Linked DNA regions of Mus musculus: regions 1, 2, 3, 4, 5 and 7 are each linked to region 6. Evidence: chromatin loops called from intact Hi-C (ENCODE). Cell type or tissue: heart. All regions are shown on one strand. Region 1 overlaps Atxn7l1 (ataxin 7-like 1). Region 2 holds the start of Twistnb (twist basic helix-loop-helix transcription factor 1 neighbor). Region 3 overlaps Atxn7l1os2 (ataxin 7-like 1, opposite strand 2). Region 4 overlaps Atxn7l1 (ataxin 7-like 1). Region 5 holds the start of Atxn7l1 (ataxin 7-like 1). Region 6 overlaps Gm40874 (a long non-coding RNA gene). Region 7 overlaps Atxn7l1 (ataxin 7-like 1).

Region 1 (4,000 bases), 310 kb before region 6:
CTGGCAGCAGAGTGGTTGGCGGTACACAGAACGTGTGGGAAAGCGCGTCAAAGGCCCACCGTTGGCCAAGAAGGGGACAACATCGTCACTAGTAATCTTCACCATGGGCTGCAAAGCTTAGCCTCTTAACTCCATTGCAAAGTCATAAAGGAGGGCACATATGAGATTTCCTCCCTGAGACAAGTTAGGGGTGTGGTGTGTGGGTGAACACGGGAGCTTGGATAAGCTGACTTTGATGAATTGTAGAAAGGGGTCAGAGGCAGGGGCTGGGGAGAGAGCCCAGTTGATAAAGTGCTTGCTGTGTAAGTCTGAGGGCCTACATTTGACATCTAGCAGGCACAGTGTAAGGGTGGGTGTGGTGGAACATGCCTGTGATCCTACTGCAGGACAACTTGGAACAGGATCAGTGGGACTCACTAGCCAATCAGCATAGCCTGCTTGGTGAGTCTCAGGCCAATAAGAGACCTTGTCTCAAGACAAAAACGAAGCATGTGGATGCTACCTGATAACCCCTGACTTTGGCTTCCACAAGTACACGCACTCACGTGAACACACACACACACACACAACATTCTCCAGACACACAAAATGATCAGAAGCAAATAACATAAAAGGTTCTGGCAAATTCACTGACTGTGGAGGTGTCCCACCCCTGAATCCTGTCTTTCCTGTGGCTGGATACTTTCTGGTGAGGGCATAAAGCATGCAGCTCCCTAGCCTTAGGGTCTCAGCGAGCTCCTACAGACTTCTGTCCTTGTGAGGGGTAACAAGATGAGGGCTTGGCTAGTGAGCAAGCCTGGGTTTTAGTTCTTCCCTCCTTCCTCGGTGGGACAGACCTGACTATCATATCTCAGCCCCACAGGCCTGCCTAAGTTTCCTTATCAGTGAAAGGAAGACATGACATTTGGAACAATTGGATGAGGTAATGGGCCCAGAGGGTCTCTTAGGTGCGAAGCACAGCCTCAAGGTTGAAGTGAAACAGAAGAGAGAGAACCACGCCATTCACTCTCTCATGGGCCCTCCTGAGGTGTAAGCCGTGGTTCACTGTCAGAAACCCTTTGTCCCTTCTGTCCTTATCGGTTGCAGTGGACAGAGTGGGAGGCAACAGACAGGTGGGAGCAGGTGGCTTCCAAACTCACCCAGAGAAGACCAATCCTGGGACTACAGTGGAGAGACAAAAATGGAAGAAGGGAACAAGCCATTCCATACTCAGAGACCCCCTGTCCAGGGCTCCGCATCCTGCATCTCAGTCCTTAGGCACTGCCAAGGTTGGGTGAGTCACTACAGCTTAGATGTGGATGGGGCTTTCTGCCAGAGGAGTAAGCAGGAAGCCCAGCCTACTAACATCAGACAATTCCTGCACTTCGGCAGCATGGGGACTCTGAGGGTCCAGGGCACCTTGTCTTCTGGGGGAGGCTATCTGTACACCTCTAGGCTGTTCAGTGGGATGAAGGAGGCCCTGTTCTCCACAGTTTTCTCTTATTCTGGACTTCTAAGGGTGTGGAGCTTAGAAAGGGCTCCCCAGCCCCACCAGGAGACCAAGGGGTGCTAAGTATTCCTGGAGAGCCCTAGTACCCTAGGACTGTGGGAGAATCAGCAAGCTAAAGAGTGGTCTGAATGCAGTAGGGCATCAGATGCTGCACACGCTGCCCTTGGGAACAGCTGTGGGCTGCGGTCTCAAGGTCTCAAGGACAGCTTCAGACCTTATCAAATGCTCAGTGCATTGCCCCCGTAACTAAGAACGAGACGGCTGGTCATCAAGATTCACATCATTTCAGAGACAGCATGAAGGCCACTGAAGGCGGGGCTAGGGACTTGGGGTTAAGTGGAGTCCGGAAGAGTGAGTTAGTCCCTGGCAATGGCTTAGAGCTGGCTAGTCTCAGGAGCAGCAAGTGGGAACACTTCCCTTTCTGGCCACCAGAGGTCACTGGCTCCCACTGCTGGAGCTGTAAGATGTCCTTTCAGAGAGCCTGTTACCTGGGTACCAGGGCCAGAGCATGAAAGTCTCCTCGAGCCCTAGTGCCAATTCGGACCCAGGAGAGAAATGGGGATTCCTTAAAGAACGTCTTCCATGTCCCTGTCAGGGAGTGTTGAGAGGAGACACCCGAAATGGCCCTGGCATCCCATGCCCAGGCTCTCCCTTTAAGGAGAACCCTAAACACAGCAAGGAAATGGCCAGGGACTCTGTGACCAGCTGCTCCCATTTACTTCAGAGAAGAACAAACACATTTAGAACAAACATTCCCATTCATTCCTTTTCATTCATATGCTTCTGTCTCTGTAGGCAAACAATCGAAAGCCACTGACGAGTTCTGTGCAGCACAGTGAGCGTGTGTGTGTGTGTGTGTGTGTGTGTGTGTGTGTGTGTGTGTCTGTGACTGTGTGTCTGTGTCTGTGTGTATGATGTGTATGAAAGTGTGTGTACATGTTTGTGTGTGTATGCAAGTGTATATGAGTGTGTGTGTGTGTCTGTGTGTATGCATGTGCATGTGTATGCAAGTGTGTGTGCATGTTGGCATGTGTATGTAAGTGTATATGAATGCATGTGCATGCATGTGTGTGTGCATGTTGGTGTGTGTATGTAAGTGTATATGAGTGCATGTGTGTGTGTCTGTGTATGCATGTGCATGTGTGTGAGTGTGTATGCAAGTGTGTGTGCATGTTTGAGTGTGTACACGAGTGTATATGAGTGTGTGTGTGTGTGTGTGTGTGTGTGTGTGTGTGTGTGTGTGTAGGGAGAGCATGTACTGGGAAGGCAAAGATTTCACAGCCTGCATGGACACCCCAATATGACTCCCTATGGCTTCTGGGAACCAACCCCTGATTCATGCCAGCACCAGGCTAGAAGAGCTAAGCCCCAGGTCTCTCCCACAGGCATCTGGCTGGGTCCTCTCCATAAAACACCGGGAAGACATCCAGGGCACATGAACTCCCACATGTCCCCTCTCTCCCAGAAGACTCACCTCCCATTTCCAAGCATTTTGGGAGGGGCCGTCTGGAAAGAGGGAGCCCCTCCCCCACCGTGCGGTAGGGTGTGCACAGGGAGGCCAGGAGCCTGCTGCTTTTTCTTCTGCTTTGGCTCATTTTCCTTCTGGAACAGCAGGCTCATCTCCTGCATTTTTAATAGTGGAGCACATTTAGCATTCAACACACACGTGCAGGTTGATAAGGCCCAAGGAGAAGGCAACAAGCCATCCATGGGAGGAAAACCTCTTCCCATCTCTCCCCTGCCTCTTGCCCACATCAGCCAACATCAACTATCTATTCACCAGGGCTGGCTGTGGTGGGAAGGGACAGCAGGTGACAAAGTTATCCTGGCTGGCAGTCACTCTGCCAGAGCCTGGTCCCTGGCAGAGCGGAGGTTCATAATAAAGGACAAAATGGTCAATGTGGCTCAAAAGACCAAACAACCATTGTTTCCTCTCTCTTTCTTGAGATGGGGTCATCCCCACTCCGCCTCAGCATTCTGAGCGCTGGGATCATGGGTTCATGTGCTGGGACTGTGGGCACATTCCCAGTTATCTTCTGCTCAGGGACTAAATCATTTGCCCATCTCCCTGTGTCATTGTGGCCTACAGGAACATCAGCCAGGGGCTCTGTCGCTTCTGCCTTCCTCAGGGGTGATCTCCAACAGGCAGGTAAACTAGAGGAGAGTGCTCAGAGAGCTGCAGGGGAAGGATTAAGGCAGTTCAAAGAAGACAGATTTAATGGCTTGGGGACTCTGTCTTCCTCTTTCTCCCCCCTTTCCTCTTCCTCTTTCTTTCTTGTAATGCTGGTGACCAAAGCCTCCTGCAATGTTGGACGAACACTTTATTGCTGAGTTCCTCCCCTAACCTATCGCAGGGACAGAGTCTTGCTAAATTGTCCAGTCTGGCTTTGAACTCACTCTGGAGCCCTGGCAGACCCTGAACTTTTAATCCTCCTGACACGGACTTCCAAGTAGCTGAGCTTACAGGCCTGTACTACCAGACCTGGCTCCTCCTGCCCATGTCTTTCCCTC
Region 2 (4,000 bases), 400 kb before region 6:
ATATCCTAACACTAAGTATCTTTTTCTCTTTATTTAAAATATATATACATGTATCTCAATACATAAACCACATGAGGTCCACATGGTAACTTCACCTAGGATATGTAGAATATGTAGCATTAAGTCTTTGGGGACCAGTAAGATAGAATACATTTGACATTTTTAAATAACCCAAGGGGGCCAAATGGAAAAGAATATGCTTTGTTTTGTTTTCTTTCCACACACACACAAATGACCTCTTAAAAGTTCAACTTATAAAAAAAAAACAAAAAACAAAAAAAGTTCAACTTATAAGATACAATGTGATTTCAGAAAACTACTTACTTTCTCTAAGAAAACAGTCCAAAGTTGTAATGGGATACTTTTTGTAAAATAAAGTCCTGCCACGGAGAAAGAAAGGCAACACACTGTCTGTCTAGTAGGAAATGCTTCCGAGAAGACTTAGCATTAACACTGCAGTCTCAATTCTATTTTTTATTATTATTATTATTTAAACAAAAAGAAGACAGACCTACTGATGCTTCCTTCAGTATTGCCCACAAGCCTAAAAACATAAACTATACAGGATAAATGGTACAAATAATACAGGACAATTAATATGACAATACAATTCCCAATATTTTCAATGTTTTATTGACTTTTTATTACTCTTAACTAATACTCAAGTAATACTGAAACCTAATTTGCATTGGAAAAAATAGGCTTCTTTTAGCATACCTTTAGCACAGTAACAAGGAGAGGTGTCCAGCTCAATTAAACAGTGTATTCTATTCTACATGGCTGCATTATCCAATTCTGTTACAGAAATGATCCGATTCTCGTCTGTAGTGTGGCTCCTATTATGCATCTTTAAATAACTTTTCCCCAATGAATGAAAAGCTGGTTAGACTACTTAACATAACTATGTTTCCATGCTTAGTGACCACCTTGGATGGTTAATGGGGCTGACTGCCAAAGTCCTCGAGAGTGGTAACTGCTTTGGATAATTTGCCCCAAAACAATCCCTGCAATTTCTGAAGTGTCATTGAATTACTAAAGACATCGATGTCATCTCAGGTATCTCTGAACCTTGCCCCCATTCCCGCCAAATTAGTTGTGAAGTGTTATGGCATATCATTTCCCATTGAAATTCTGAGATTTTCTTTTTCAAGGTATTCTTACTAGTGCTTAATATAAATGCACTGGTGTGTGTGTGTGTGTGTGTGTGTGTGTGTGTGTGTGTGTGAACTTTCTATTCCTACAAAAAATTAGGCTCGTCGTTCATCCCCAATTAGCGCCCCCCGGGGGGACGGGGAACAATGAAATTACAAACAAACCTGCCTATGTTTTGCAATGAACCGGCTTCCACATTAGGAGAATAATACTGACAGCAAATTTTCATTATTAGGTGAGAACACACCCGGAAGTGATTAAACGAAACGTTTAATACCCAAAGCTCAGCCTGGTGGGTTTCTAGACACCGGGCACCTCTAGTCTCCACACGGGGAGTGCTTTTAGCACTGCAGCAGCCGCCACTCACACCACACCAGCCAGTTTCATCCCCAGGAACCGGGCCACTGCATCCAGGCCAGCGGCGCCGAAGGCGACGGTAGACGCCGGGGCTAAGGTTCACGAAGCTCGTGCGACTTTACTTCCGCGGCGCCGTGGGGTTACGGAGCTGAGGGCCCGTTGGCCAGCAGAGACGGGGCTCCCGGGAGGACGCGGCGACATCTTACCTCTCGGAGTAGCGCAGGAGCTCGGCGTCCAGCTGCTCGCGGATGCCCGTGCGCTTCCTGCTCAGGTAGCGGGGCGACAGGGCGATGTGCCTGCGGTGCGGGGCAGCCACCAAGCACGAATAGCGGCTGCCCACCAGCGCGCACGCCGCCGCGTAGCTCGGCAACTCCAGGCAAGGCAGGACCCCGGCCTGACCCGCCACGGGCCTCTCGGAGGCCGCCTGGGACCGCTGAGACTCCACAGATCCCGCAGCCATGAGGCTTGGCTGGGTGCTTCGGGGCGCGCACGGATGACGCAAGCATTCCTCCCGCCTCACCTCTGAGTGTTGATGATGGCTGACATCATCAAAAGGCGACCGACCGCGGCCTGGGGATTTTTAATCTTCTAAAGCTGCATTATAGAGGTTTGACCAGCAGAGGGCTGCTGCTCTTTCCCGAGTCCAGATAAACCTCTGAGGCCGTGTACCTATAGAGCATGTGTGATATCCAGAGGCGGTTCTCTGATATCTATAGGCAGATGTTCATCACTTCAAAGTATGCTCAGTTATGGAGCGAAGCTTGAATTTATTGAATTTATTGATCTGGGCACCTAAGTATAAAAAGGCAGAGGCCCAAAATAGCTTGTTTTGTTTTGTTTTGTTTTTTAAGCTCCCAGTTTCTTTCAATACTGGGTCAAGGCCTAGTGAATTAATGGTTTGAGCTTTTGTTTTGTTTTGTTTTGTTTTGTTTTAATTCTTTTGGTTTTCTGTTTTTGTTTTGTTTTTAGACAGTATCTCTCCATGTAGCCTTGGGTGACTTGAAACTCGCTATGTAGACCAAGCTGGTTTGGTTCTAACATTTAGATATTTGCCTGCCTCTGCCACAAGAGAGCTGGGATAAAAAGCACGAGCCACTACTCCCAACTGAGTATTGTCTTTATTGGATTCAGCATGGCTATTGATAGGAGTGCCCGGTTCCAGCTGCAATGAGGCCTGATACATTGTTATGCGCCTGAGCTGTTCAATAAGGAATCAGAAACATTCGTGGAGATTTTCACTGCTGAACCCAATCATACACCGCAGCAGGCCACAAATTGCAAAGGCAACATCTGAACTGCTAACACCATACCTCTCCAATCTAGGGTCCCTCTGCCTTCTGCTATATCACAGTGAGAGTGTTGTGACATGTTTTTCAAATGGCTAAGCCCAGCTACCAGCTTTGACCTTCTTTTGTATACCCAGACATCAACCATATCAGCACAAGGGTTTGTATTGCCCAAGGGATAAAAAAGAAACCTTCATTTGGACCGTGATGTCCTAACAACCCAAACTGTTCCTCTAGCTCTTACAACCCTCCACCTTCTTCAACTATGATCTCTAAGCCTTGGGTGCAGGAACTGTGCACATCTTGGGCTGCAAAATGTTGGTTTAAAAAGCCCAGCTTCATAAAAAACTACCTACCTTGGCTACCTGATGAAGGGAAGCAAGAGGAGCCCACCGCAGAATAGCATTGTTACCATCCTTCAGATTCCAATGCCAAAGACTAAGACAGCTGTATATTGCTGGCTCTGAATATCAGAGTTTATGGAAATAGCAAGGCCTGTCTATAGACTAGCACAAAGCAGATACTAAGCCCCTAATCTGGACTAATACTAAACAAAAGGCATTTGAGGCCTTAAAAACAGCTCTGACTTCCACACCAACCCTAGAATTTCCAGACAAGAGGGTTTTAACCCAAACTTTGGAGCCATGAAAATACCCTGTGATGACTGGACCCTGTAGCCACAGGATGGCCCACCTGTCTAAGAGTTGTGGTGGCTCCCTCTAGTTTAATTTTTTTAAGTTAGCTTTGGGTCAATATTTTATACTCAGAGCACACAGTTGAGACCTTCCAATGAGGAACACCAGAATGCTGGCTGTCTAATGACTGTGTGACCTGGCCCACATAATGACTGTGTGACCTGGCCCATCCCCGAGTTCAGTTTGAGAAACCCACTGCTATCGATCCTGCTGCCTTCTTGTCTGATGAAACCAGGTACACAGGAGCTGCAGTAGTTACTTTAACAGAAAAAATTTTGGACCCCAGCCAAGTACCTCAACCCAGAGAGCAGAAATGATTGATCTGACCCTAGCTATCAAATGGGGAAAGGGAAAGTCCACCAACATATACAGGGACTGTCAGTCAGTATTCATTTACTATCATTTATTTTTATTCACATTGTGATCTATAAAGAAAGAGGGCTTCTCACAGCTGGGGAAAGAGACATTTAAAACTCTCAGTGCCCCTAGAAACTCCCTACAAATTGCTGT
Region 3 (4,000 bases), 350 kb before region 6:
AGAAAAACCTGAGTACACCAACCAGGTAATGGATCAAATTTTAAGACACCTGTAGGAAGAGAGCGGCTTAGGGAGGACCGCGTAGGGAGGATCACGTAGGTAGAGATGATTTCTCTAGGAAGTGCAGTGTGGAGAACACTGAGCTGAAGGGGAAATATGTGAGGTTGTCAGCAGCCAGCTGCCAGCTCATAGTTCCTCCCTTAACCTGTGTGCCTCAGTTTCCTTTTTTGCTCAGCAGGACCATTCTGAGTCAACCCTTAGCTGAGCTTGTAAGATGAGGTAGCCATACTCACCACCAAGTCTGATGGCCTGAATTTGATCCCCAGAATTCACATGTTAGGAAAAAACTAACTCCCCCAAGTTATCGTCTGACCTGTAAATAAACAAACAAAAACAAACAAATGGGAGGTGTGTGCTTCTAGAGTGTTTGCCTAGCATGCGCAAAGTCCTGGAGTCAATCCCCAGTGCTGCACAAATCTGGTTATAATAGTGCACACCTGGTTGTGGCAGTGCACATCTGGTTGTGATAGTGCACACCTGGTTGTGGCAGTGCACATCTGGTTGTGGCAGTACACACCTGGTTGTGACAGTGCACATCTGGTTGTGGCAGTGCACACCTGGTTGTGGCAGTGCGCATCTGGTTGTGACAGTGCACACCTGGTTGTGGCAGTGCACATCTGGTTGTGGCAGTGCACACCTGGTTGTGGCAGTGCACATCTGGTTGTGGCAGTGCACATCTGGTTGTGACAGTGCACACCTGGTTGTGGCAGTGCACATCTGGTTGTGGCAGTGCACAAGGGAGAAGTCACAATGCTAGTACAGTCACGAGTGGCCCCTCTCAGAGATCTGGTGGGCTGGGCCTGTGGCAAAATGATGAGAGATTTTGTCTTAGTTTGCCTGAGAGAGCTTTGGCTCTGGGTGGCTTATTGTGCACCTGGTTACTCAACCCCTACACAAGGCTATCTTCTCACATCAGGGTCTTTTGCAAATGTGCTCCCAAACACTGCTGTCAATCCAGTTTCTTCAGCAACAATGTCATTCTTCTCTTTTCTCACACTTCTCTCCGGCTCCCACACACATCCCACTTGCCTACCTGAAAATGCGGACAGCATCAGACAGGAATTCCCTCCCTCTCTCCATCCCAAGCTTTCTTCCCTGTCACTGCCAAGGAATTATCCCTTTTCTGGCAAAGGCCAGTAGCCACTCTTGCTTTACATGGTTCTCCATCTTGCGCCCTCATTCTTTATGTCTCAACAAAAACATTTAATTACTAACCAAAGAGATGCTACCAATTTAACCAACACTTTGAGATGCTTGTGTGTAAAATATTTGTGATAAAGATAATTGAACACAGTAATAAAAAACAAAACCCAGGAGAGGCTGCCCCATTAATATTTGTTGTTTGCTCATTAAACTGAGTTGACTCTTTTTTGTTGTTGCTGATTCCTGTCCAGGAGACAATGGAGCTTTGTTTGATCACGTGTGTGGGTGTTTTAACCCGCACATGTCTGTACGCGTGCATGCAGTGCCCAGGGAGGCCAGTAGAGGGCATCCTATCCCCGGGTCTGTAATTACAGTTGTTAAGCTGCCCTGTGGATGTTGGAAACTGAACTCCTGTCCTCTGAAGAGCCGTCAGCGCTCTTACCTGCTGAGTCATCTCCCCAGCCCCTGGATGTTTTGATTCTACTTTCCCAAGTGACACTGCTCAGGACACATTACACCACTGCCTTGCCAGCTCTGAATTTTCTCGCTACTAAGCTTTCCTTCCTAGGCCAGTACTGATGAGCCACAGCGCTCTCTAGTGTTGAAGTCGGTCTCCGTTTTTCTGTCATTAGCTATGGCCAAACTTCTCTTCCAGAGCGCCAGAAAACAAAACACCATACTGTTTTCAAAATGCTCGACCTTTATGGCGATCGCGTTCACATGGCCATTGTGCTTTTTTCTAAGAACCATTCCACCACAGACTTTTATCTAAGCCTTGCCTGTCCACCCGGCACCAACCCCTCTCCAGCTGCTCCGCAGTGGCCACGGTGGGAGGACAGGGCTGCCACACCGGAGCCATTTTTCTCTTGCTTCTTCAACCTCACTGTCACCCATTGACTGTGGGTGAGCTTAAGATCCTACGTGCTCCTCCTTCGCTGGAAAACAAAACAAATACTCTCCCATTTCCAATCCCAAACTCCCTTGGTGCCTTCTAACCTAGGATATTTGTGTTTGTATAAGATTCCTTGCTTGGTTCTCATGACTGCTCTATAGCATCCGAGGCCAGAGCTGTCCCCTTTATAGTTAAAAAAGAGACAGTGTGAGAGGGGCGTGTGAAGATAGAGACATTCTGTGGTGTGTCTCTAAGCCAAGCACTGCCAGCAGCCACCAGTCATAGCGGAAGAGGATTCTCTTTGGATCCTTTATGTCCACTAGAGAGTTCTGATCTTCAGAACTGCAGGATAACAGAGTTGAGTGTATAGCTTGGTGGCAGAGCACGTGTGTGGCATTAACACAGCGCTGGGTTTAGGGTCAGTGAGATGGCTCAGTGGGAAAAGGTGTCTGCAGCCACCTTTTTGTGACCTGAGTTCATTTCCCAGGATGCAGGTGGCAGGAGGTGAGAACCAACTACTGCAAGCTGCCCTCCGACCTCCAAATCTTTACTGTGGCATGCCCCTCTTGAATAACTAGTAACTGTAAAAAGACAGTTTACTCCCTAGCACTGTGAACAAAGTAGCCATGTGCGCAGAAACAAAATAAAATCTGGGGGAAAAAAAACCCAAGAGTAGATACCCTTTAGCCATCCAGACTATGGTAGCCCCAGAAGGGTCACATGACCTACACCTTACAGAACCCTGCTGCGCTTGCAACCGGCATTTCTCTTTGACTGTGCAGCAGTACGTGATTCCATTAAAACATCTCAATTCAAGGGTGGTGCGTACACCTTTAATCTCAGCACTCGGAAGGCAGAGGCAGGTGGATCTCTGTGAGTTTGAGGCCAGTCTGGTTTACAGAGTGAGTTCTAAAACTGTCAGGGCTATTTAGTGATGTCCTGCCTCAAAAAACAAAACAACATTGACAAAACCATGCCAGATTCTGGCAGGAAGGTATCCCATTTCTCTTAGATTTACATTCTCTGTGTTTCATCTTCAAGGACTTGCCAGGTTGCAGCTTCTACTCAGTTCCCAGTGTCTACTTGTCTCTCCTTACAGTCTTTCAAGTAATTTGAGTAATCCTAAGCATACACTGATCTTCCAGATCTTCAATTTAGAGGCCGATAGCCTCTTGTGAGGATTTGATGCTCTCTGTCTCTCTGTCTCTGTCTCTGTCTCTGTCTCTGTCTCTCTCTCTCTCTCTCTCTCTCTCTGTGTGTGTGTGTGTGTGTGTGTGTGTGTGTGTGTTGAGGCTAGTAGCTGACATTGGATGTCTTTCCCAGTTGCTTCTCCACGTTATTTTTCGAGACAGATTGTCTTGCTCAACCAGCAACCAGGAGCTCGCTGATTGGCTAGGATAGCTGGCAGGCAAGCCCCAGAGATGTCCCTCGACTCTGTCTCCCCAACATTGGGATTCCAGTCATGCTCAGCTGAGCATGGCTGTTTATGCAGGGGCTGGAGATCAGATGCAGGTCTTTATACTTGTGAGGCAATCACTTTACAGACTGAACCATCTTCCGACCCTCTCCGTGCTCTCTTGATGCTTTGACCTTACTCAACAAGCTTCATATAAGCAAATACACACATACAAAACAGAGCTTTAGAAAGAGTTTATTTGTATTACTTTTCACTGTATATATGCCCAGTCCACTTTTGTTTGGTTGGTTTGGTTGGTGACATCTTTTGGTTGGTGAGCCTCTTCTTTGGACCTATGGACAATCTATTATTTTTCAGTGAGGCAACTCACTGGGGGTGGGAGGTGCTTTTGGGTTAATCTGAGCATGAGCTCTGTCAGAACTGTGCCCTTCTTCAGAATTTTGCTCATGTGCACACATTCAATAGACACAGAATCTTCATCAAGCCTC
Region 4 (4,000 bases), 240 kb before region 6:
GGCCGGCTCGTAAGCACTGCACAGAGTTGATGAAGCCGGCTCCCAGGAGTTACGGTTCCGATACTGCAGCCCGTGCATATTAGAACTGAACAATTAAGAAAACAGATAGCACGGGGTGGCGGCCAGGTTTCTTACTATTTCAGTAGAAATTTATGGATAGGCAATGGCAAAGTCTAATAAAATAAAATAAAATAAAATAATGTCCTTACCGGGATGGGTTTGAGTCAGAGACACTGAAATGAATCCCTATTGAACTAATACAGACACAGGTGGAGACATTCAGACACATTTATAGGTATGTAATGTTTATGTTTATCTATAAATGTAGATACATAGGTTAAGATACACAGACTTATTTCTCTGCTCTGTCAGCCAAGTGGGAGACTCAGAGACAGAGAGTATGTCTCATCCCTAGATCTTGGCTCCTTGGATTACTCTTCAGTGAAAGGAACTTGGACTCTTTGGAGAAATAACTGATTCTTAGACAGGGACAGGACATATACAAGATGAACCTGAAGCATCCTGCAATGCTGGAAAAAGCAGAAAAAAATTATACAATTCTAACGACAAAAAAAAAAAAATGATCAAGGCTCCCAATCATAGGAATACAGCCCCAACTGGACTGCCTAAGCAACAAAGTGACTCTCCCCTGTCCCCACCCTTTCCACCCTTCATTCTCTGGTGGGATACCCCTTGGTCTAAATTAAAGATTAATTTCTTAAAACTACATTTATCGATTGTGTGTCAATCAATTCACAATTGACTGTGTGTCAGAGGCCAGGGGATGGCTGCGCAGTTGGAGCTCCCCTGCAACTTTGTGGTTTCTGTGGATCATCAAGCTTGGCAGCAACGGCCTTTAGCCATTTTGCTGGCCCTAAATTAAAGAATTGTAAGTCCTCATTGACATAAGTAAATGTCTGAGCAAAGAGACAGTTGGAGGAGAAAATGTAACTTCTCATTGTAGAGAAGTCCCAAAAGACCACATTGGGCATTCTACACACAGGACAGGGACTGTCAATCCCACTTATTAGTGGCTTGTGCTCTGTGGTTCCCTCCAGAGAATGAAGGATGGAAAGGGTGGGGACAGGAGAGAGTCACTCTTTGGAGAAACTGACAAAGGGCACCTCAGAAACTTCTTCAGCCGGGTGGAGAGAAGCCGTGTTAACAGGAGCCCTTCTGAGCATCAGCTGTCGTTGATAAGGTGTGAGGACATTTTACATCTGTGGTCCTTACGCCAAGAAGCTTAACCCTAGCTTAATCATGAAGAAAACATAGGCACAACTTTAACAGAGAGTATCCTGTGACATACTGGGCTAATACTCTCCAAAATGTCAAGGTGACAAATAGTAAGGAAATGGAGGAACAGGCATGGCGTGGGGGAGCCACGGCAGAGGAGAACCAGGACAGGAAGGGACGTTGGGTACCACTGAGGTATGCTGAGCAAACTACCTTTCTCGTTAATATTAAGGGAGCAACACTGTTTCGACCATGGTAGTACATGTCCTTCACTGATGTAGCATAAGATGCACACACAGGAAACAGTTTTCTTCTAGAATCGGCCTGCCAAGAGTAACATCTGTCTTTAAAAGAATACCCTTAAAACATTATTTTTTTATTTCTTCTGAAAACTAAAAAGAAAAAAAGGAAGGAAGGAAGGAAGGAAGGAAGGAAGGAAGGAAAGAAGGAAGACAGGCAGGCAAAATCTAAGTACAGATTTCAGACAGCTTATAGACACATCTTCTGTTTTTACTTTGGCAGTGACTTTTGAGCAGTTCACAGCTGCCCTCAAATGTGTGAACCAACATTGAACAAAATAGCGCCTATGTTGGGTGGGGACAGGGTCACTGTCAGACTTGTATATAACCGCTAAACTTGTTGTAGCTGATTTTAATGGTGGTGGTAGTAGTTGTGGGGAGAGTCCTTCATTTTATTGTTTGGAATTAAAAACTATTTTGGTTTTACGTGTATGAGTGCTTGTCTGTATGTATAGGCATACTGTGTATGCAATACTGACAGAAGTCAGAAGAGGGCGCCAATCCCTTGGAATTGACATTACAATGGTTGTGAGCTGCTGCCACGTAGACCCAAGTTGGCTGCTCTTAAGCACTGGGCCATTTCCATGGCCCCTGCTCAGAATCTTTGAATCCCCTTTAGCTGTCTGCCTCAATGAATTTTTGGTTGCTCCTCACTCCTACTAAGCATGCTCCTCCTGCCTAGGTGCCTCTTCACCTGCCGCTGCTTCTGCTTGGAATGCTGTTGTGGGTGTGACTCAGTCCACAGCGTCTGAGTTCCTCTCTGTATCATAGAGACCTTAGTGGCTAAAATAGCAACCCCCCACCTCATCACTACCCATCTTCATTTTTCACTCCCACCGTGCTCCCCTCCCCCAGTAATAATATAGTTGCTTACTGTCTGAGGTCCTTAAATAGAGGGTGATTTCCATGAAAGTAAGCACTTCCCTTTTGCTCTTTGTGGCCTCACCAGTACTTGGAATAGAATCTAGAGCATGGCAGGCAAGAGCGGGCATGCAATACCAGTGGAAGGACCATAGAAACGAGTGGAGTTTAAAAACCTCTGGAGTGTGTGTGGAGTGTGTGTGTGTGTGTGTGTGTGTGTGTGTGCGCCATTGGCAAGCATCTTGAGATCAAAGGACTCGCATGGGAATCAGTCCTTACCTCCCCCCTTGTTTTCAGATGTAACATCTTTGTTGTTCATCGCTCTGACTTGTAGGCTAGCTTGGCTGCCGTCAGAATGCTAGGAGAACAGATGGGAGCTAGCCAGCTGTACCCAGGTTCCAGGGAACTAAACTCAAGTCTTCACACTTGTGTGACAAATACTTTACCTACTGATGCATTTCCCTAGCTGGGTGATTTTTTTTTTTAAATCAAATGAAGACTAATTGTGTGCTGTTAGGTATTGATAAATCGTCACACTGTACATGTTCAGAGCTGGTGCACATCTCAGCTACTTAGGAGACTAGAGCAGGAAGACTGGAGCCAGGCTGTGTGGCACAGTGAGACCTTCTCTCTCTCTCTTTTTTTAAATTACTTATTTATTTTTATGTATAGGAAGGGTACATTATAGCTGTCTTCAGACACACTAGAAGAGGGCATCGTATCCCAATACAGAAGGTTGTGAGCTACTACGTGGTTGCTGGGAATTGAACTCCTGACCTCTGGAAGAGCAGTCAGTGATCTTAACTTCTGAGCCATCTCTCCAGGCCCCGAGACCTTGTCTCTTTTAGTTACCTTTCTACAAAATCCTTGTGTGACTTGGTGTTAAAGTTTAAGTCTATGAAGTGGATTGTTCATTAAACGAATATTTATCGGTGGACACGAGGGTACAAAAGCAATCAAGGCCACTTTCTCGCCTATAGGCGCTCCATCCATCCACCCATACACCCACTGCCCCTCACTAATGCTTTTGAGTCCCGTTAAATGCTCAGTACTGCATGTTTAAGATTGTATTTGGAACATTACTTTGTCTCTCTGTCCTGATTGATAATCCTCTCAAGTTCGGGGAATTTAAAAATTTAGTTGCATATATGCCAATGACTAACTTTCTGACTCTGAAAGAAAAAACACTGAATTCTGAGTATTTGTTTCTTTTCTGGTAAGCCGGGGTTTAAGATCTCATTCCAGCCTCACCCCACAGGGATACTGGGAATGTCCAAGGAGGTGGAGACATCCAAGCACAAATGTGCTCTCTCTACTGTGAAGTCCCAAACACATGGAAGAGATTCTGTGCCAGAAGATGTAAAACATGACACCCAAATCCACACAAACAAAACCAAACTCAGACCGCTTCTCGGAGCTGAGGCAGCTGTTGTCATGGTGAGAAAAATCTGCCATCATTCAAAGATGCCACAGTTGGACAGCAATCAGGACAGGCAGTCCAGTGCTTGTTAAGGCAATCCTCTGCAGAGAGAGGAGACCATGAGCAATCTCCAACTAACATTTGAGTCAAGTGGCTACCAGGTCTTCACCCTTGCTTGGACTCC
Region 5 (4,000 bases), 120 kb before region 6:
CCAATTTCGGCCAGTTCTCCATACAAGACTCCAGATAGTGCATCACAATTCAAACGAACCCATCCTTTCTTTAAGCACAAAGTAGGTCCTCCAGTGTGGCTCCATTTGAAGCCAGAGGCCAGAGTGACCAATGGCAGGCTTGCAAACAAGGATCACTGATTTACAACAACCAAAGGTGTATGGTGTGCCCAGGCCTGACATAATGGCTTCACTCACATGCCAGATCTGGGGTCATTGTCTGTTCAATGTGTCCCCTTTCAGGTATCATATTTTCATGCTGGGAAGCACAGATTTGTGGGGGGAGGGGTCAGAGTGCAGGCCAAAGATCTGCACATATTGATAACCCCTAACCCTGGTCACTGCCTACAGTCTGTGACCGTGACCAGCAACAAGTAACAAAATGCTACTTGCAGCCAAGGCTTGCCATGTGCAACGGTTTTCAGTGAGAGTGGAGAAGCTGCCGGAATGACCGACCATGTGGGGTTCATTAAAACTTGTGAATTTACATACAAGGGAGGCTGGAATGCTTGTGAAGGGAGCCCCATGCCTCCTCACTCAGGGATTTCAAACCCCACCACCACCATTGGCCAATGGTGCTCCAAGGAGAATGGCAGAGACCAATGTGGACTCCAGCGGAGTGCAGTAAACTTCTGCCTTCCACAGCCTCCCCCACACTGAAAGACCCCCCCCCCAAGTTGTATTTATACTTCGAAGAAGGAAGTTAACAGTGAAGCAGTAGTCACCTGGGCGTGCTCAATTTCTGACAAGCCTTAGTCACTCTGTACCCAACAGAACAATTCACATTATATTCCAAAGCCTGTGAAGACTCTGCCACACAAGCTAACACTAACATGCCAAGAGCTCCACTTACCTTCTTTATTAAGCCTCATAACCTCCCTGCTTTTGCCACCCTCTTTTCCAGCCTCTTCTAAATCTACATCTGCAGATGAAAAAGAAAAGGAAAAAAGAAAATGAGGAAAAAAGGGGGGATGCCAAAGTCAAGGGGGGAGGGAGAGTGTTTATTGACAAACAGATCGATCTAAATACTGTATCTGAAAATCTTGCAAAATTTGACAATGCAACATTTTCTCCCGAGTCTGGCTTTCCATCTACCTGGCCCAGATAGGTACCCCCAAAAAAGGAAAGGAAAAAAAAAACTATGCAAGCAGCAACAGAGTCGCCTTTTAAACAGACACCACCGTGGGGCTGCGAAAGCCCACCCCGCAGGCTGCCTGCCCCGGAGAGCCAGGCACAGACAGACAGACAGCTTTGCTGGCAGCCGGGCCTCTCTGTGCTCTGATGGTCTGTGTCTGTGTGTATTTATTTAGAGAGAGAGAGAGAAGCATGGAGGACGCCGGGGGCCACTCTCTCTCACACACACACTTTTTCCCAGTGGCTCTAGGTGAATGGAAAGGTTACAGGATAATAAAAGGAGGTACAGGCGGTGGGGTTCTTACTGTCGGAGCAGTGTAATTTGGCGGCGTCGATCCAGGAGGACCAGGGTTTGCCCAGAAACGCCTCCGGACTGGGCACTTTGCGGTGCAGTGTCGCCATTGCTGTTCCTTCTTGTTGCTTTTTCCCTGTTCCTTCGGCAGCAGCAGCCGAGAGACACGGGATTCGAGAACGCTCCGACGTCATCTTCGGAACGTTCCGACATTGAGTGTTCTGAGAGGGGGAGGAGGGCGGCGGAGGAGGCGGGAGGCGGGGCGCGCTCGGCCCTGCCCGGCCCTGCTGTGCTGCGTGCAGCCGCTGGGGGCGCCAGAGAGGCGCCGTGTGCGCGGGGCTCGGGAGAGCGCGGAGTCCGGCAGGCTGAGAGCAGAGCCTGAGTGCGCCGCCGGTTCAGCCGGGCAGGGTCGCCTCGCGCCAGGATGCTGCGCCCCGCCGCCCTGTCCAGCCAGCAACCCTGGCGCGACCCCGGGAAGAAGCACAGGTTCTTTCGTCCAGTCGCCGCTGGAGGACCGAAAGTTTTGCTCGCTGCAAGTCTCTTCCTCCCAGAGTCCCAGTCACCCACCATGCGACGTCCCAGAAGGATCCCGGAGGCTTAGTGGGAACGAAATCGGCTGTTTTGCACCCCTCCATCCTTATCCCTCAGGGTAGAGCAGGGACTCTAGAGAGTACACCTCCCAGCTACCATCCACTTCACCCTGTCTCCTCTCTCGGTGAGCCTTGGAATCCGGTCTCTTCGCAGATGCCTTCAGGAGTCAGAAGCAAAGGGGAAATGGACATAACTCCGAGAAACCGGTGAGTGGGGGCAAGGGGAGTGATCATCCCATCCTTGGTTTCATAGCAGGCAAAATTCCAAAATCATTTTGTCTCTGGCGTTCCCGGGGATCTGTGCGATGGTTGTGTGTCCCAGCTGGTAGAGCCACTGCGGAGACTTTGCTCCGCGCACACCAGAGACTGAGCGAGCTCAAGGCTCTTGGGTGATGCTAAGCCCCTCCCTCAGACCCAGCACTTGCACAGAGCAAGCAGGTTGGCCAGAGGACTTCGCATCACCGGAGAACCTGACTGCCAGGTGTGTAGACGCGTGGCGCTTTGAGATGTCTCTTCTGACCCTAGGGGCTGGTAAATGAGACCTTAACCTTCTGTTACCTCTTTAGAATTGTTTGCTTACTAGGAATTCCCTAAACTGTAAAGACACCCTTACCCCCGTAATCAATAACTTTTCTATTTGTGAAGCATCCTTCCATTCTTACCACTGCTGTCCCCGGGAGCCCTTCTGCTCCACACTGAAGCGTTGCTTAATTCTGGGCTGTATTCTGGTGGGGCTGGAATGTCCTGGCACTCAGCACCATGAACCTCAAAACCTGCATTAGGATGGGGGCGGGGAAGGAACCTCTGGAGGCTTGTTTTCAGCTGTGATGTGTGTGCGCGAGTGGGCCTGCCTCTATGGGACATGGATAATTCTCAGGTTTGGATGAATTGCTACCTAACTAAGGTGCCAGTGGGTAAGGAATTACCTTACTTTAAATACTTGTGGTTTGGGAAATATTTCTCAGACCTTGACATCTTAGATGAGCCAGGCGCTGTACCTGACATTACTTCACCCATGCATCTTTTTAAATAACATTGTTTCTCATGGACCGGTTGCCCAGGGTCAGAGAGAGAGGGAGATCCATCCTGGTCTTCACAGAGCTGCAGCTGGAGAACGATCATGCTTAGCTCTTCAGGGAAGCTAGGCATGTGTACAGTGACCCCAGACCAGTGTGGCAAGGGTATGGACTTTCACGGCAGGGCCAGTTCCTTGGCGGAAGTTGAAATGAGCTAAGAGTGTTCAGAAAAAATGTGTCACCAAGAAAACGGAATCTGCTCTGCATATTAGAAATTGGGAAGATCTTATAGTAAGCTGAGGTCTGGTCTTGCCTAGAAAAGGGGACCATGCAGAACCTTGGGTGAATGTAAGCATATGTGGGTCGATGGTGTGGCTTAGCTGTGTAACGTCTTGTGTCCTACTAGGACCATCATTGGGAGCTAGCTGGAGGCAGCTAGGAAAAAACCAACATGTTCCATTCAAACATGTCCCCAAAATTGCTTAATAGACTTCGACTTAAATGAATCCATCTATCCCATCTGCCACTCTTGCTAAATTTCTCTGAGCATCTCAATTTGTGAGGACTTTGCTACCTACACCATTCGTTTTTCTCTAAGATTTCTCAGCACCTGGAAGGCAAGTGTACCACCCACCTTGCTGGTTGGACCATGTTGTTTATTTTTCCTACCTCACTTCTGGTGATAGATTAGAAACAGGACTAACATCAGAAATCCTCCTCGCCACCTAGGAATACCAGTTGGAGGGATTTCAGCTCTTTGTTAATGGATAGCACTAGAGCCCAGCCATGAATGAGCCGGGCATGATGAACAGACTCTTTTTGATAAGTAGAACTGAAGGAACCCAGGACATTTGCATTCTGGCAGGGCAGGGCAACCTCCATGGGAATGTGTCCTCTGCTTTCCAGTCCCCTTGCTCCTGGCAGAGTCAACAGACTCCTGTCTCCTAGGA
Region 6 (4,000 bases):
GCCAGGCTTGGTTTGGAGTACCTTTCAGACCAGCAGACAACCCCAGCCATAACAGTCCGAGGGCGGGTCTGGACAAGCCTCTGGGTTGCCATGGGCTAATAAGTGAGGCCTCTCACATCTCGACACCTCATTGCTGACCTCACAGGTTTCCCTGAGTGGGTTCTGAGTTTCAGCTTCTTAGAACAGATGAGTGAAGATTGGAGACTTCGTTCAGGAGCCACAGAGCCAGGAAACCAGCTGAGCTATGTGTCCTCTGCCTGTATGGGCAAGGCTCAACTGTGAAGGCCTTTGATTTGTGTTCTGAAGATGACCAGGTCCTAAATGGATATTTTGAGTCTCCCACAGCCCGGCCCAACCCAGGCCTTTACTTTGGATGGTGTAAAAAAAGGAAAAGTGTCTGCAAGGGGTGGGACCAGCTCTCCTGTTCTCCCCGCCTTCTAGCTGGCTCTTCGGAATCCGAGCCAGTTCCACTGCGCTGCCCAGGAGAGGTGCAGCATGCTCTCCCAGAATGCCAGAGCAGGCGAGGGGCGGGGCCCTCTCTGGGCAGTCCTTGGACATCAACAGCAGATGGCCGCAGGCCTCAGCCCAGACCAGGGACATCTGCATGGTTTGGGGTGTTAACATGTGCCACAAACATCAACTCAGACGTGGCGCTCAGCGGCAGCACCGGTCTGCACATCACCATGGCCTCAGATGGGAGCGCTGGCCTCTGGTATCAGCCCATTCTGCACATCCTCGAGTGTTTCCAGTTCCGCTTGTCTTCAGAGTGCACAAGTCATTCGGCTTCTCTTTAGCTCCACCACACACTTACTTATACATCATAATGGCGCCCAAGATGAGAGGACCACACGGCATACGTGCAGCTCAGCAAGGGCAGGCTCTTCTTTCCTCAGGTGCCTCCCAAGGCGGAGAACCAGGAGACTCGTTTCTTCCCTAGGCTGAAGGGAAGCAGTTACTTGCGTCTGCCAGTAGAGGTGCTTGCTCCTCTTTTGCCTCTTTGCTTCACCTGTCTGACCCAGATGTGCTTTCGAGAAGTCCTTCCAGGCTGGTCACTCACTCCTTTTGCACAGGTCGTTCAGGGGCCTGTGGTCTCAACACTTGCAGAGAGCAGCCTCAGGCATCCAAGGTCAGGATCTGGCTCATTGCCACCTCCCCCAAACAGCAGCAGCAATGTGGTTATTGGAAACCAGGAAATGCCGCCCAAACCTGGAAGGGAAGACAGCAGCCAGCTACCCACAAGTGGCCTTTTCCAAGAAGGTTCCAGGACAGTTATCATGGCCCTTTGCCAAGCAAACTATGGCTATTGACCAAGGCAGCCCCCAGTTTGTCTTTTCACAAATTAATCAGTACTGTCACAGTAAGGAGGTTATAGTACGCCGCAGAGTGGGAATCTCTAAGGACATTCCTAGAGTCCATCTTTTTAACAATATCTTTCCACAGATGCAGGCGAATGAAGGTCCAAAATTCTGTCTGGCTGTGCAGGTCACTGTGTTTATATGAGTGTCCCCATGGTAATTTAAAGCCCTTTCCACCTATGTCTGCCATATGCTGATATACCTGGGAGCTTTCGATTGATCTGCTTAGTGTGTGCACCTGAAGACACTACCTACAGAGAACTGAAGCTCAGAAGGACCAAGCAATGGTTCTTCGCCTGGCTGGGAGTCACCACATTACAGGATCACAGCGTTAGGTAGGTTGAGAACCACTGAGCTAGAGAGCTGCTGGTACTGTGGCGAAGGATCTCAGGGGGCAGGGTTGAGGTTGAGTCAGAAGGAAAAAGAAGGCTCTGCTCTGGATATCCTAACCGTCCTAAGGGTTAAAGAAGGCCTCTGGGATGGGGACTTGATAGGGAATAGGTCACTGATAGGAGGTAGAAATGAAAGGGGAAGGAAGGTGGGAAAGGAGAAGAGAGACCCGAGGGAGGGGCTTTGGCTGCTGGCTCTCCTGCTGGGAAGCCCCCTGCCTGGAGTGGAGCTTCCAGGAGCAAGGACAACCTCTGTTCTCTCAAGCAGGACCGACAAAGGGCAGCTGAATCACAGGGTTTCTCAAGAAATCAAAATTCCTAGCACACCCCTGGGGCCTCGGGGAGAAAAACTGACAACGTGTTGATTGAAAACAGACCTAGCCATGCCCTTCTTAATAGAAGGCCTGGATCTCACAGGTTCACAGCGACACCTAGTGGTCTCCTTAGGCAGCTGCCTCCTCCTCAGAAATAGTGATGCTGGAGGGAGGGAGAAAGATGTCCTGCCAGGGCCAAGATTCTGCACACGTTCACAGTGTAGTGAGACATATCACACTCCGGAGGTGGGGGATTGGCTTCCATACCGTCCTCTCCGGCGCTTCCCAGGAGCTGTGTGTGCCTGGCACGCCTGAGATGTTCTGAAGTGATCATCATTTCCTCTGGCCTGATTCTTCTCATTTATTAAATATAACTATCTACGTGTTGGTGGTGACACTCATGTTTTCCACCAGGAGATGCTTTATCGTCGGATTATGTGTTCAGAAGTTAGAATGACCATGCTCCTGTCTTAGTTCGGAGTCCTCTGCTTAAAGGGGAAAGCTGCACATCTTTCAAAGTAATAGCACATAAACGAGTCTGTCCCCTACCTCTTCTCCCTCACTTCATGTATGCTCTGGCTAATCTGAGGGCTTCACAGGGGCAGAACATGTTCAGTGTTAGCTCAGTGTCTGGAATATTGCCGTTACTACAAAAAAAAGTCAATGAGGGACTTTGGCATCTTAATAAAGCAGTTCACAGATATAAGCAGAAAGCCAAGGTGACCAGCTGGAGCATCCTAGACTCCTGCAAAACTTTTCAAACCAGGAGACCCTTGCTAGGTTCTCACTCATGGCTGGGAGATGTTTTGTTGGTATCAGCTCAGAGCTGCATGTGTACATGGCCAAGACAAGCTGATCAGCTATTTGTAGGGGTTCCAAGGCGATTAGAAGCACAGCCATGCTCTGATGACCCCTCACTGGAGACCCGCTGGATACCTTCTTTATGAGGACACCGTGAGCTTCCAGTCACCCAGACTCACTGAGAAGAAATATCTTCAAGCCATGTTTTAATTCAAGTTTTATTGGCCAATAGTGTTAACTAGCCTCCCTTTGTTACAACAGACATAGGTTCATGGCTAATTGGGAGGGCCCATGTGGAAACAAAGAGCCTTGGCTCAATCTCTCAGTCTCTCCAGAGCCAGGAAGAGATAAGCAGCCTGACCGTTTAGGGATAGTATAGTGGGCATGGTCTTATGGCTGGCAGCTCAGCATTTTAATAGCTTTCCCAAACCTGGGGAATATGACACTGCTTTGGAAATGGCTCACCCAAAGATCCTGGTAAGGGCATGTCCCTGCTCCAAGGAGGTACAGTGGGGGAGGGGGGAGGGCAGTGGAACCACTAGGAAGTGGGATCTGGTGGGAGGCGTTTAGGTTGTTGGGGATTGTCCTTGAGGGGAGTTTTGGACAGCTTCTTTCCATCCTCCACACTCCTCCCACCACTGGGGGTAAAAACTTTTCTCTGCTATGTGCTCTCTGCCCTTGCCATCTTGCACCCCCACCAGAAGCCCAAAGAAATAGATCTTCCCAGTCTTGGACTGAACCTCCTAGGACTATAAGCCAAAGGAAGCATTTTATCTGTATAAGGTAACTGCTTCAGGTGTTTTCTTATAGTAACAGGAAACTGACAAACAGCCGTGTTCTAGAGGGTACCTCACTAAGGCAGGTACCAGAGCTCTGTTATAGTCTTCTGGGCTAGGCCTCAGGCATATGATCTAGGCTGTGCCCATCAGTGAGGCATCATGAGTCTGGACGAGCAGGAAGCCAGGGACTACTTCAAGATGGGATTGTCTTGGTGATGGGGGTAGGCAGAGGGACAGAGATGCTCAAAGCAGCACGTAACAAAGGCCTGGGGCCAGACACGTGGGAAGCTGAGTGCTTCATTGACTCAGAGCACAAGTTGCTTTGTGACCCTGAGCCATGTGGAGAGTCTGTGAGCCGTTAA
Region 7 (4,000 bases), 250 kb before region 6:
CTTTGAGATAAGGATTTACTCTGTATCTCAGGCTGGTCTAAAATTTTCTGTCACCCAGCCTGACCTCCAATTGTACTCCCAAGTGCTGGGACTACAGGTGTGAGCTGCCAAGTCTGCTTTATATATACTTCATTTCTCTCTCCCTGTGAAGTTGGGCAATGGAACCCAGGGCCTTGCCTTTGGTCACCAGGTGCTCTAACACTGAGCTACAGCCTAGCCCAGGAACAGCCAATAAGAACAGTGCAAATGTGACCTAGATATATATTTTACTATGTAGAACAATGTCTTGGGAGGCACAGCAGTGTGGTAAACTAGAACAGGCATGTCCTAAAAATCCTGGTTACAGCAGTGGTCACACCATTGTAACCCCTGGGCATGGGGCAGTGCCATTCACTCCAGTGTAAGCCCTGCAACTCTGCAGTGAAGCTCATGAGCGACTTGACCTCTTGGAACCTCATCTTCCTCACCTGGGAATGGGAGTACAGTATCTACCTTCCAGAGCCCACAGGAGCCAACCCTGTGACGTGTATGTGGCACCCAGGAAACACTCTGGAAGAAGTAGCCTCGGCCATTCTCAGAGCATCCCCACTTTTTGGAATTCCATTTCCTTTCCTGTCATGCCTTACCATAGTATGATCCTGAATTCCTTTGTCTGCCAAACCAAGAAATGAGCTTTCAAATAGAGGGAGGAGGTTCTGTGCTTGGCTGAGTGGAATGATAAGCTATATAAGCAACACCTGAAGATGTTCTGCAGACCCACTCAAGAGTCCACGCCCCCCCCCAGACAATCAAGAGCTCTACCAACAAACTGGGTGTGTGTTGGGGGCAGGGGGTAAGTGGGACACACTCATGAACCAAAGAGATTTACGTGTAAGGAACAGCTTGGTCTTCATCCGTTACCCAACAGCAGTTGGTAAAACTGTGGTTCTTGATATGCTTTTAAAAACGTTCCCTCATTGCACACCCAGGAGGTGGAGAAGGAAGAATAGTGGCAACAAATTGGCTATGAACACAGATCACACTTGTGACATATTAGTCCTTCTTGAGCCAAGTGCATCTTCCACCTCCAGCCCCATTGAAGCTGGGCTACTGCTTGCAGTGGTGGGACCATCCTGACCAGACACAGGCAGGGGAAGGGAAAACACAAGTCTAATGTGACCAATGGCCTGGATTCACTTTTCAGCGTGCACACATACACACACACACACACAGAGACGTAGACATACACATAGATAGACACACACACACAGACAAATGCACACAGATAGACACAGAGAGACACAGACACATAGATAGACATAAAGGCACACACAAACACACAGAAAGACAGATACACACAGACATACACACACACATACATACACACACATAGAGACAGACACACAGACATACATACACAGAGAGAAACAAGTACACATACATACCCAGAGACAGATACGCACAGAGAGACACACACATAGACAGACACATATACACACACAGAGAGACAGATACACAGATACAGAGAGACAGACAGACACATACACAACACACATACACACACAGATATACACAAACTCAGACAGACATAGAGAGACACACACACACATAGACACACACACACAGACACAGAGAGAGATATATATAGACAGACAGACAGACACATGCACACACACACACACACACACACACACACACACACACACATAACCTCCCCCTAAACTGAATAATAAGGGTAAAAGAATGAAAGGGACATAGGAAGAGGTAAGACTCTGGGTTCTTAGGTTCTTAGAATACACCTGAATCATCTGAAGCTAACCTTATTCTCAGATGGCACCATGAAGTCTGCTTTTCCATCGGGGGAAGGGGTGCGGGAAGAAGTGAAAGGATTTTTTTTAAGATAAAAAAATGTAATGCGAGCTTTCATTATATAAATAAAAATCCCACTGGGGCAAGCCAGTAGTTACCCTTCATCTCTGTGAGGAGAAATTTCAATAAAAGGATGTAGGTGGCGGAACGGAGGCCTGTACAGATGTCGCTTTCTCATTATTATTTTCGGCGTTTGGAGACTCCCCAAAAGACAGACTGTCTCCAATAGAGCCTGGCTGTTTTCTGATCCTTTTAGATGCTGGCTTAGAAAAATAAAACAATCAAACCAGCATATGACCGGTCCTGAAATACCTTAACTCTGGCACCGACTTAAATTATAAAAACATCAAGTGTAGAACAGAGATTTAGAAATTTCAGATGTGGTGAGAAAGAAAACAAAACTCACCCAGTCCCCACACTATTGTGTGTGTGTGTCTCTGTGTGTGTGTGTCTGTCTATGTGTGTATGTGTCTGTCTCTCTCTGTGTATCTATGTGTGTGAGTCTATGTATCTCTGTGTCTGTGTATGTGTCTATGTGTGTATGTGTCTGTCTGTCTGTCTGTCTCTCTCTTTCTGTCTCTGTGTATCTGTGTGTGTGTGTCTGTCTATGTGTGTATGTCTCTCTCTCTTTCTCTCTGTCTCTGTGTATCTCTCTCTCTCTCTCTCTCTCTCTCTCTCTCTCTGTGTGTGTGTGTGTGTGTGTGTGTGTGTGTGTGTGTATGTGTGAGTCTGCCTGCCTATGTATCTCTGTGTCTGTCTGTCTGTCTATATACATTGCTGGTCCTGGAACTCTATTTTACTTGTTAGTGCTCGCCTAACGTGCACAGAGTCCTGGGTTGATCAGTCTTGGTTAGCCTTAACTGTCAACTTGGCACAGCCTGGTCATCTGAGAAGGGAAGATTAAGCCAGACATGGTGGCATAGGCCTTTAATCCCAGAACTAGGGAGGCAAAGGCAGGTGGATCTCTGAATTAGAGGTCAGCCAGTCTAGATAGCGAGTTCCAGACTAGCCAGAGGTATATAGTGAGACCTTATCAGAGTGTGTGTGTGTGTGTGTGTGTGTGTGGTGGTGGTGGTGGTGGTGGGGGCAATGAAGAGGGAAGAAAGAGAGGAAGAGAGGGAAGGAGAAAAAGGAGAACAATGCCTACATCAGATTAATATATATGTGTAGATATCTTGATTATTAACATATGTAATTGGAGCTAGGTCACTCTAGACTGCACCATTCTTGGGTAAGTGGTCCTAGGCTATACAAAAAAATTAGTTAAGCATGGGACACCTACCAAGAGTATCCACCATGGTTCCTCTTTAACCCAACACCATATAAATTGTGTGGTTACAAACTTGGAATCTCAGGCAAAAGGGATCAGATGTTTGCTCTTGGCTACATGAGGCCAAGTCTCAACAAGTTTTTTAAAATATGCACATAATCTTAAAAATGTGATTCAGGGCTGGAGCAATGGCTCAGCACTGGGTGTTCTTGCAGAAAACCAGGGTTCAATTCCCAGTATGCACACAGCAGCTCAAGACCCTGTGCAACTCCAGTTCCAGGGGAATCTGGTGCCCCCTTCTGGCCTTGTCAGGTACTACACATTTGGTGTGTCGCAACACATGCCGTCAAAAAAACAAATGTGCATACACATAACTAACATAAAAATAAGTGTGATTGTATGGAGTAATCACCTTCTACCTCTATCACATTACATCATGGACATTTTTGTGTTATGTTTATGTTTTTAAAATATTATTTTAGACATTTCTTGGTATAAGTGAGCACGGAGATTGTTTGCAAGCTTTGCTACGAGGGATAAATCTATAGCACACTTAAAAACAAAACAGTCTAATTTTTATTGCAGTCTGGCTTTAAACTCTAGTGCACCTGCTGCCTCAGCCTTTCGAGTACTGAGATTACAGACAGGGCCACCAGAGCCGGCTTCTAGACACAATCTCATACATACGTTTCTGTTTATTATTTATTCATTTGGTTTTTATTTTTAATTTTTGAGATAGAGTTTCTTTGTGTAGCCTTGGCTGTCCTGGAGCTCACTTTGTAGACCATGCTGGCCCCAAACTCATAGATATCTGCCTGCCTCTGCCTGCCAAGTGCTGGGACTAATAGCATGTACCACCACCCAGAATCTGTTTATATTTTA

What was found. Hi-C counts contacts between places; a loop is a spot of excess contacts. Peaks named below come from ENCODE experiments on the same cell type or tissue, not always from the same donor. Only the 100,000 strongest peaks of a DNase experiment are listed, where the experiment ranks them.
Region 1: it touches region 6 in a loop (4-fold over the local background); 24 of 42 quality-filtered maps call a loop at or near these places.
Region 2: a loop joins it to region 6, with 6 times the contacts of the local background. A loop is called at or near these places in 12 of 42 quality-filtered maps.
Region 3: it touches region 6 in a loop (6-fold over the local background); 12 of 42 quality-filtered maps call a loop at or near these places.
Region 4: a loop joins it to region 6, with 9 times the contacts of the local background. A loop is called at or near these places in 40 of 42 quality-filtered maps.
Region 5: a loop joins it to region 6, with 4 times the contacts of the local background. A loop is called at or near these places in 12 of 42 quality-filtered maps.
Region 7: a loop joins it to region 6, with 3 times the contacts of the local background. A loop is called at or near these places in 12 of 42 quality-filtered maps.

The regions. Positions count from the first base shown.
Region 1 is chr12:33,332,010-33,336,009 of GRCm38, reverse strand. The region is part of intron 4 of Atxn7l1 (ataxin 7-like 1); the gene reads right to left. Among named protein-coding and RNA genes, the nearest start is that of Atxn7l1os2, 61 kb to the left of the region's middle. In heart, no CTCF peak of the experiment used is centred here; a DNase peak (open chromatin) is centred at 1,919; H3K27ac peaks cover 228 bases; H3K27me3 peaks cover 357 bases.
Region 2 is chr12:33,427,624-33,431,623 of GRCm38, reverse strand. Twistnb (twist basic helix-loop-helix transcription factor 1 neighbor) reads right to left here and starts at 2,000. Exons shown (of 4, transcript NM_172253.2): 1 at 1,716-2,000. The coding sequence starts at 1,969. In heart, a CTCF peak has its summit at 2,128 (motif pointing right); a DNase peak (open chromatin) is centred at 2,033; H3K4me3 peaks cover 1,697 bases; H3K27ac peaks cover 898 bases.
Region 3 is chr12:33,377,854-33,381,853 of GRCm38, reverse strand. All of the region lies in intron 2 of Atxn7l1os2 (ataxin 7-like 1, opposite strand 2), which reads left to right. Among named protein-coding and RNA genes, the nearest start is that of Atxn7l1os2, 15 kb to the left of the region's middle. In heart, a CTCF peak has its summit at 1,567 (motif pointing right); a DNase peak (open chromatin) is centred at 1,703; H3K4me3 peaks cover 761 bases; H3K27me3 peaks cover 868 bases.
Region 4 is chr12:33,267,979-33,271,978 of GRCm38, reverse strand. All of the region lies in intron 3 of Atxn7l1 (ataxin 7-like 1), which reads right to left. Among named protein-coding and RNA genes, the nearest start is that of Gm38649, 12 kb to the right of the region's middle. In heart, a CTCF peak has its summit at 2,019 (motif pointing right); no DNase peak of the experiment used is centred here.
Region 5 is chr12:33,145,373-33,149,372 of GRCm38, reverse strand. It overlaps Atxn7l1 (ataxin 7-like 1), which reads right to left and starts at 2,402. Exons shown (of 11, transcript NM_001374022.1): 1 at 1,458-2,402; 2 at 872-940. The coding sequence starts at 1,638. It overlaps F730043M19Rik (RIKEN cDNA F730043M19 gene), which reads left to right and starts at 1,787. Exons shown (of 6, transcript NR_015602.3): 1 at 1,787-2,241. In heart, no CTCF peak of the experiment used is centred here; a DNase peak (open chromatin) is centred at 1,652; H3K4me3 peaks cover 2,307 bases; H3K27ac peaks cover 1,361 bases; H3K27me3 peaks cover 1,307 bases.
Region 6 is chr12:33,025,461-33,029,460 of GRCm38, reverse strand. All of the region lies in intron 2 of Gm40874 (a long non-coding RNA gene), which reads right to left. Among named protein-coding and RNA genes, the nearest start is that of Gm40874, 31 kb to the right of the region's middle. In heart, CTCF peaks have their summits at 929 and 2,172 (motif pointing left); a DNase peak (open chromatin) is centred at 2,160; H3K27ac peaks cover 530 bases; H3K27me3 peaks cover 591 bases.
Region 7 is chr12:33,280,408-33,284,407 of GRCm38, reverse strand. All of the region lies in intron 3 of Atxn7l1 (ataxin 7-like 1), which reads right to left. Among named protein-coding and RNA genes, the nearest start is that of Gm38649, 24 kb to the right of the region's middle. In heart, no CTCF peak of the experiment used is centred here; no DNase peak of the experiment used is centred here.